3 separate regions of the Homo sapiens genome follow, and all the other regions are linked to region 3. Evidence: chromatin loops called from intact Hi-C (ENCODE). Cell type or tissue: GM12878. All regions are shown on one strand.

Region 1 (2,500 bases), 180 kb before region 3:
AGTGACAGAAACTAGGTAACATTTACCAAGTTCATTGAAATGGTTGGTTATTTTTCAGTGGTCTCCTAGGAGTTTAAAATAATATGGGAAGCTTCCTGGAAACACCTTATAAAAGACCTAAATTGTTCCCAGAAGACTGGAGATTTTCTGAACTCTGTATGATCTTTAACAGTGGTTCATCATTCTTATTGTATATTAGAGTTATACTGGGGGGCTTTACAAAAATATTGATACTTGGGTGTATCTGGAACAATCAAATCATAGTCTTTGGTGAGTGGAGAGTTTGTAGGGACTGAGCATCAGTGTGGTAGAAGCTTCCCAGGTTAATGTGTAGCCATTGTTGAAAATCACTGACATAGCTAGAACAAGAACAGCAAGTTCATGACAATGAAACTACAATTTCCACTGTCCCTGCACAAAAGATACTGTTGATATCTAAATGTGTTTTCCTACTGGAACCATGCCCAGTCTCAGAAAATTCTCTGAGGAATTTGTGGTAATTTTCGGAGTTCACAGATGTTCAATAAGTATTTATGGATTGATCAGACTGTCCCCAATAACCCACCAGCAGATTACTAGATACTTGATTTGTTCTATACTTAGCTTGGCCCAGTGTTTGTGAGCAGAAGAAGAATAAGGCATTTCTTTCTTGCTTCAAATATTCATGGAGCAATTCGTGACTGTGAAGTTTATTTTAAAATAATCTCTGACCCAAACTGAAATCCTGTTCTATGATTTTATTTGATATCATTAAAAATCTGTAACATAACTGAAATCTGCATTTTAATCAAATAGGCAACCATTATAATATTTAATGTTAATGTGTTACAAGGTGTAGTTCACAGAAACAAAGAGACTTTGAGTTAAACAGAGGCATCTCTACCACCTAATTCACCCTTAAGGACTATGAAATTCACCAAAAGCACATGCCAGTGAACATCCAGGGCCCTGTATCTTCTGCCAGTGAATGAATATAGGACTTCAAAAGCACAAAAAGTAAAGAAGCAGTGCCTTCCAGCCTTCATCCTCTGAAGAGCAGTCTATATACACTTGCTCCTTCTTTTGTTTAAAAATCTTTATCCTTGACATTTAGAAAGTTATACTTTCTCATTTGCAAAATAACACATATAATTCCTAATTACCTCTCCTATGCTATCACACTCCATGCTTTTTAAATACTTTCTATCTCAGTTATTCTGTGAGTTTCCTTAATTGTCTACAAGTACAGAGGAAGTTTGAAAACATTCTCGTTAATGCTTGGAAGAAAGAGTCCACCATTGTCCCCTTGACTGGCAGCCTTTATCAGACGATGTCGTCCAGACTCTCCTACTTTTCCTTTTCTGTGCAGCAAGGCTTTGGGGAGGCCCACGGGACTTTGGCACAGAAGAGGAATTTAGCCGTAACAAGGTGTTTAATCTGCTTTATATGCCCAGTGACATTCTTGAGATACTCTTCATCAGAAATCCAAACTCTGGAGCCACCTGCTTCTTTGAGACGCACAAATCTATTAAACTTAGCATAATTCATTTCAAAATGACAAATATAAAGGAAGCAAATGTATCACATACTTAAATGGTCTATTAAGTTAGTAGATGTTGAAGCAAACTTCGAATTTATTGTGTCACTCCTATTTTGGAATTATAAGAAGCTGTAATTAAGGGATTTTTCAAATGGTTATTTATTTAACCTTTCTAGCTTTGTTAAGGTATAATTGATAAACATAAATTGTCTATATATAAGGCATACAATGTAGTGATTTGATATATTTATACATGGTGTAATGATTACCACAATGAAAATAATTAACATCTCTGTCACCTCACATAGTTGTCATTTGTGTGCCTGTGTGTGGTGAAAACACTTAAGATTTACTATCATCAAATTTCAAGTACACAATCGGTATTTTTAACTGTAGTCACCATTAGATTAGGTATACTTAGATTCCCATAAGTTATTCATCTTTTAACTGAAACTCTGTACCCTGTGACCAACATCTCCCACTTCCCCTAACCCCCAGTCCCTGGCAACTTCCATTTTATTTTTTGCTTTTATGAGTTTGACTTTTTAAAATTTCAAAATATCATCTCATCATAAATGAGATGACACAGTATTTGTTCTTCTGTAATTGGCTTTTTTCACTGAGTATAATGTCCTCCAGCTTCATTCCTGTTGTCACAAATGGCAGGATTTCCTTCTTTTTTAATTCTTCATTTTCTTTGTTTATTAACTTGTCAATAGAAACTTAAGTTGTTTCCATATCTTGGCTATGGTGAATGCTGTTGCAATAAACATGGGACTGCAGCTATCTCTTCAAAATACTGACTTCGTTTCCTTTGGATATATAACCAGTAGCAGGATTGCTGGATTATATGGTAGTTTTAGTCCTAGTTTTTAGGACCCTCCATACTGTTTTCCATAATTGATATGCCAAATTACATTCCCACTAACAGTGTCAGAGTGCCCTTTTCTCCACACTCATGACAACTCTTGCTATCTCTTC
Region 2 (2,500 bases), 97 kb after region 3:
GTAGAATATTATAACGTTGTGTTTATAGCAATGATTTGTCCCATTATTTCTTTCCTGGGCAATGCCATTTCATCTAGCCACAGTCAGGGAGAGCTTGTATACCAGTATACTCCATTCTCCAACATGGAACAATGACAGTGCTTCAAAGGGGCACTTGTCATCTCCTGCAAAGCTGTTAGAAATCATAAGACTATATTTGTCAGAACTTACGTGGACTGGGGTGCTGTATTTGCTGCATTAAATATGTTTTATTTAAGGCTATTTCCAATCCATGTTCCTATGATTTATTTGGGAGTAAAGGGTTGAACAGGTGTAAGGGGACAGGTAATTACGATTCATTTCAGAAATAAAATGCAAAATCATCATGAGTTTGAGCTCTTTTGTGGGGTTAATACATTTTGTATTCTAGTATTATTTCCAGCAGTAAGCCCAGGTCTTCTATGGTAATTCTTTCTTGGTTGAACTAGATTACATTAGGTAAAATACGTGATTGATTTTAGTTATGTGACTCAAGTCATTAAATGGGTTCGTATGTGAAATGAGATCATCCTACTGTCAGAAGGAAACTGATTTGCCAAATTCTCTTTCCATTTTAACTTTCATGTTCAAACTTTCAATACTGAGCACACAAACCAAAATATTTGGGTTCTTGGCTGCAAGGTGTTTACTTAACCTGTGCTTGGGACTTCCATACTCATAATTAGAAAAATCTATAGGACAGTCACAGCTTCTTTTTCTGAAATGTCCATTTGGCTTGATGATTTGGAAGAAATTTACCTTTAGAATTCAATAGGTAGAAACATATTATGAAGGCAAATATAGCATCGACCTGTATTATGATAGTACTGTGGGCTAACTTAGGGCTGTATACCCGGATGCTTAGGTCTAAGTGTGTTTATTTTCATAGCTAAGGCTTACTGAGGACCTACCCTGTGCCAGGCATTGTGACAAATGCTCTGCCTGCTCCACCTCATTTGGCCTTCACAACACTATGAGGTGGCTATTATTATCCCTATTTTATGGATGAGACTGAGACTTTCAGATTAAAAGAACATTCCCACATTTGTGTGGCAGATATCAAATCTTGACCATATGTTCAGATCTGAGATTGGTAAAGTCTGTGCCATTAACTACTCAGTTGTAGTGAATATTGTTCTTATCAGTTACTCTCTAGCTGTTAATAGGTTTTGGTGGACATACTTAACACTTAGTGACTTAAGTAAGAATGAAGGAATAGCTAGCTACACATGATGTTTCATTTCTGGAAAGTCTGTGTGAAGCTGATTTTTTAATTTCCAGAGACTCAACTGCTACACATACTTGTTTAGTCATTAGCAGATCTTTTTTGGTGAGAATTAAAGAGCCACCACGCGCATTTGTTTCTGTCTTAATCAACCACCTATTCTTTAAAAGAAAAACAAATAGCGGTTGTCCCACAGGGTAGTTTTCTTTTTCAGAAATTGGAATTTACAGTGGTTTCTGGTCTATAATCAGTGCATTTTTTACGCAAAGAGAATATTCTGAAATTTCCCATAGTGGGGGATTTCAGAGTTAAAATGAGTTTGCTTTTCACAGCTAAGGGCTGGGATTTCTGCATGTTTCACAAGGTAATTCTTTGATTTTTGGTTTCAAATTTCATCCCAAATCCTTGAAAGTCAAAGATAAGTAGTTACCTCCTCTGTTTCAGAACTGACCATGCACTATAATTTTCCAAATTATACATACGAGATCAAAGTGTGAAAACTTTCAGTTGTCTCTCAAAAGTGATTTTAGTTTCAATTATCTCCGGGCAACAAAAACACCTCACTGGGTCTGCCCAGTGCTTGAACATTCATCAGCAGGCTTCAGGTATATTATTTGATTCTGTACTTACAACAGCCCTAGGAGGTCTGTTATGATTATGTACATTTTTATAGGTTCAGGTAAGCTAACAGACAGTAGGGAAGTGGTGGAGGTATTCCCAAGCCCAATTCTTCTGTTTCCAAGTCTGATCCTCCTCCTAAATCATTCCTGGCATCCATTGCTCCTTTTCACCTAATGAAACAGACAGGATGCATTGTGTGATGGGTACGTTACTTCTAAGCCCAAAGTTCATAAGCTGGTACATAGGAGGAAGAGTTATCAGTAATTTTTTTCCCTAGCCTCTCAACTCTCCTACCCGCTTTTTGACATTCATCCCTGTGTCTGGAATCTCACAGTGGCCTTAGTTGTACAAAAGTCCTTGGACTGTGGTCTGCTGGTCACACCTGCCCTCTGTCATGCTCTAGTTTCCATTATTGACAGCTTTACTTACTGGTATCCATCTTACTGAGGAAGTTGTCGCTACTATAAAATCAGGTAAAGAATTCCCCATCAATGTCTTTGCAACTAATAATATAATCACTGTTACTTTCCAGAATTTATTTTTATTTTGATTAGAAGATATCTAGAGACTAAAATGACATGAAACAACGGCATAAATCATTATGGCTACCTCCCTCCCTCATTCTCTTCTTCCCTC
Region 3 (2,500 bases):
GTCTTGAGATGAAAAAAAGTGAAAAGAAGCACATTTAAATAAACTGATATATTCTGTGTAAAGTATTGGTTATTAGTCAAGAAAATCGGTCCAAATAAATTTCACAAAAAGATGAGGATTTAAGTTTTATTCAGGTTTCACTTTACATTATATTTTAGTATTGTTTGAGTTATTTACTTGAAAATGTCTGATACTATTTTTTTCTTTTCTTATTATTTGTATTTGCATATATTTTCACGAATTTTTATGTAACTTCAAAGTAACCATTTTCAAGACTTAATTTTTTTAAGAATAGTTTTAGGTTCACAGCATAACTGAGAATAAAGTACCAAGATTTTCCATATATCTCCTTCCCCCACCACTGCACAGTCTCCCCAACTATCAACATCCCCCACTAGAGTGGGTACATTTGTTACAATTGATAAACATGTATTAATACATCAGTATCACCAAAAGTCCATAGATGATACTAGGATTCACTCTTGGTGTTGCACATTTTATGGGTTTTGACATATGTATAATGACCTGTATCCACCATTATGGTATCATATAGAGTATTTTCACTGCCCAAAAATTCCTTTGTGCTTAACCAATCTCTGGTGACCACTGGTCCTCTTACTGGCTCCATAGTTTTGCCTTTTCCAGGATATCACAAAGTTGGAATCACATAGTATGTAGTCTTTTCAGATTGGCTTTTTTCACTTATTAATATGTATATTAAGATTCTAACCTGTCTGTCCATGGCTCCGTAGCCCATAAGAAACCAGTTCTTAAATCCAATCCTATGTGTCTATACTCTCTTGCTCTCACAAACAATAACATGAAATAATTTTTGGTTAAAAAACAATTTTTGCCTCAGAGACATTTTCTCCGCCCTCAAGTCACAAATAATGATAGAATATCACAGAATCAGCTTGAATTAAAACGATGGAAAGATTTTAGGTGTTTATTGTGATTTCTGAAAAAGGAATTCCATTCATCTCTGGATATTTTGAAATCATTAGGGCAAACAATAAATAATAATAATAATAATGTAATTAAGTGTCTTACATGGAAATACTTTTAGAATTTCCAGAATTGAAAGCCTGACTGTGACTAAGGAAAAATGTATTTTCCCTCTGAAAATGACACTTGACTGAATCTTTCTCATTCTAAGCTTTAAACCTCTCCCATACTCTCTAAGCTGGTTTTCCCTGTGACAACTGGAAAGGGAGAGCAAATTCATTACACTTTGGGCACTGTAATTTAGATAAAATCAAAGAGCACCTTCCCTAACTGAAGTGATTAGAAACAGGCCATATGTTGTGATTTTCAAACCAAGGTGTGTGGTCAGGAGAACTGGCTCTGTGACAAGAGGCTGAAAGTTTCTGAATTAGAGGATAGCGTGCACACCATTGAAACAGAAAATGCTGTTTCCTCTTCCCATCACTTTGGTACACATTGAGAGTCATTTAGTAAAAGTAGAAGAACAGAGACGCTGATTAGCAGTACACAGTCAAGTGCATTGGTGGTGCAGTGGCCTCAGGGACACCTTGGTTTCTAGAGAATTTACAAATTTGAGAAATAAACTTTCAGGACGACCATTACAAGATGAGAGGGAAAAGAAGGACCCTGGATATTGCAAAGAGGAAACTGCTCCAGTGTAGTGGCATTAATATTACCATCTTGCATTTCCCTACAAACATCACTAACATAGACTTTGGGCTAAATTCTACAGTTGTTTTGCTTGTAAGCTCCCCAGCATCTCTAGTGGCAGCTATTATGTCCACTTTCAGTTCCTAGCTGTGTGCATTATATTTGCATTCGTGATTGCCCTGACTATTCACCCTTTCGCTTATCTACACCCTCTCAATGAAACTGCAGTGCCTTCTCTGGTTTTAGTGTAATTCTCTACCACTGCATTCAATCCGCTGATAACTTTGGCCAACAGACCGATGCAGAAGTGATGGCGCACTGCTTTTCTCTCTAGTTCTCAAGCACTGTCTTGCTTCTATATTCCCGCCTATTCTTCAGCCATTGCTAAGAGAAAGGCCTTGTACCAGGTGAATGATGAGAGATACACGGAGCAGAGACCCACAGACACATGACCGGTCCCAGCCAATACCAGCATTGCATAACATCGATTAGATGAACCCCACATATGCAAAAAGCTAAGTACCACTGATGTCTGGGGTGGTTTGTTGCATAACAGTAACTGACTGATACGTCATCTTTTCTCAAGCTAGCAGGCCTTCATTCTAGATGTTCCTTCTGTGTAGAATGCTCTTTCTATGTTCTCCCTCACTCCTTTGTGAATAAATACAACTATCCATTATATCTTAGCTTAGGCATCACTTCTTCCTGAAAACCTCTCTTTATCCCCAAAGAGAGGGATAGGCACTCCTTCTCCTTCTTTCCTAACTTTCTTGACTTGTTTCAATCATAGGTATTCAAGATAGTTAAAAAGGCAGGCCACTGAGTAAGATAACCTGGGTTGAATGATTTAATTCACAATTCAAGT

What was found. Peaks named below come from ENCODE experiments on the same cell type or tissue, not always from the same donor. Only the 100,000 strongest peaks of a DNase experiment are listed, where the experiment ranks them.
Region 1: a loop joins it to region 3, with 2.2 times the contacts of the local background. A loop is called at or near these places in 1 of 110 quality-filtered maps.
Region 2: it touches region 3 in a loop (5-fold over the local background); 1 of 110 quality-filtered maps calls a loop at or near these places.

The regions. Positions count from the first base shown.
Region 1 is chr3:5,951,523-5,954,022 of GRCh38, forward strand. No RefSeq gene overlaps it. Among named protein-coding and RNA genes, the nearest start is that of MIR4790, 700 kb to the left of the region's middle. In GM12878, no CTCF peak of the experiment used is centred here; no DNase peak of the experiment used is centred here.
Region 2 is chr3:6,228,593-6,231,092 of GRCh38, forward strand. No RefSeq gene overlaps it. Among named protein-coding and RNA genes, the nearest start is that of GRM7-AS3, 580 kb to the right of the region's middle. In GM12878, no CTCF peak of the experiment used is centred here; DNase peaks (open chromatin) are centred at 566 and 1,349; H3K27ac peaks cover 2,008 bases.
Region 3 is chr3:6,131,454-6,133,953 of GRCh38, forward strand. The region is part of intron 3 of LOC105376942 (a long non-coding RNA gene); the gene reads left to right. Among named protein-coding and RNA genes, the nearest start is that of GRM7-AS3, 670 kb to the right of the region's middle. In GM12878, no CTCF peak of the experiment used is centred here; a DNase peak (open chromatin) is centred at 1,398; H3K27ac peaks cover 1,119 bases.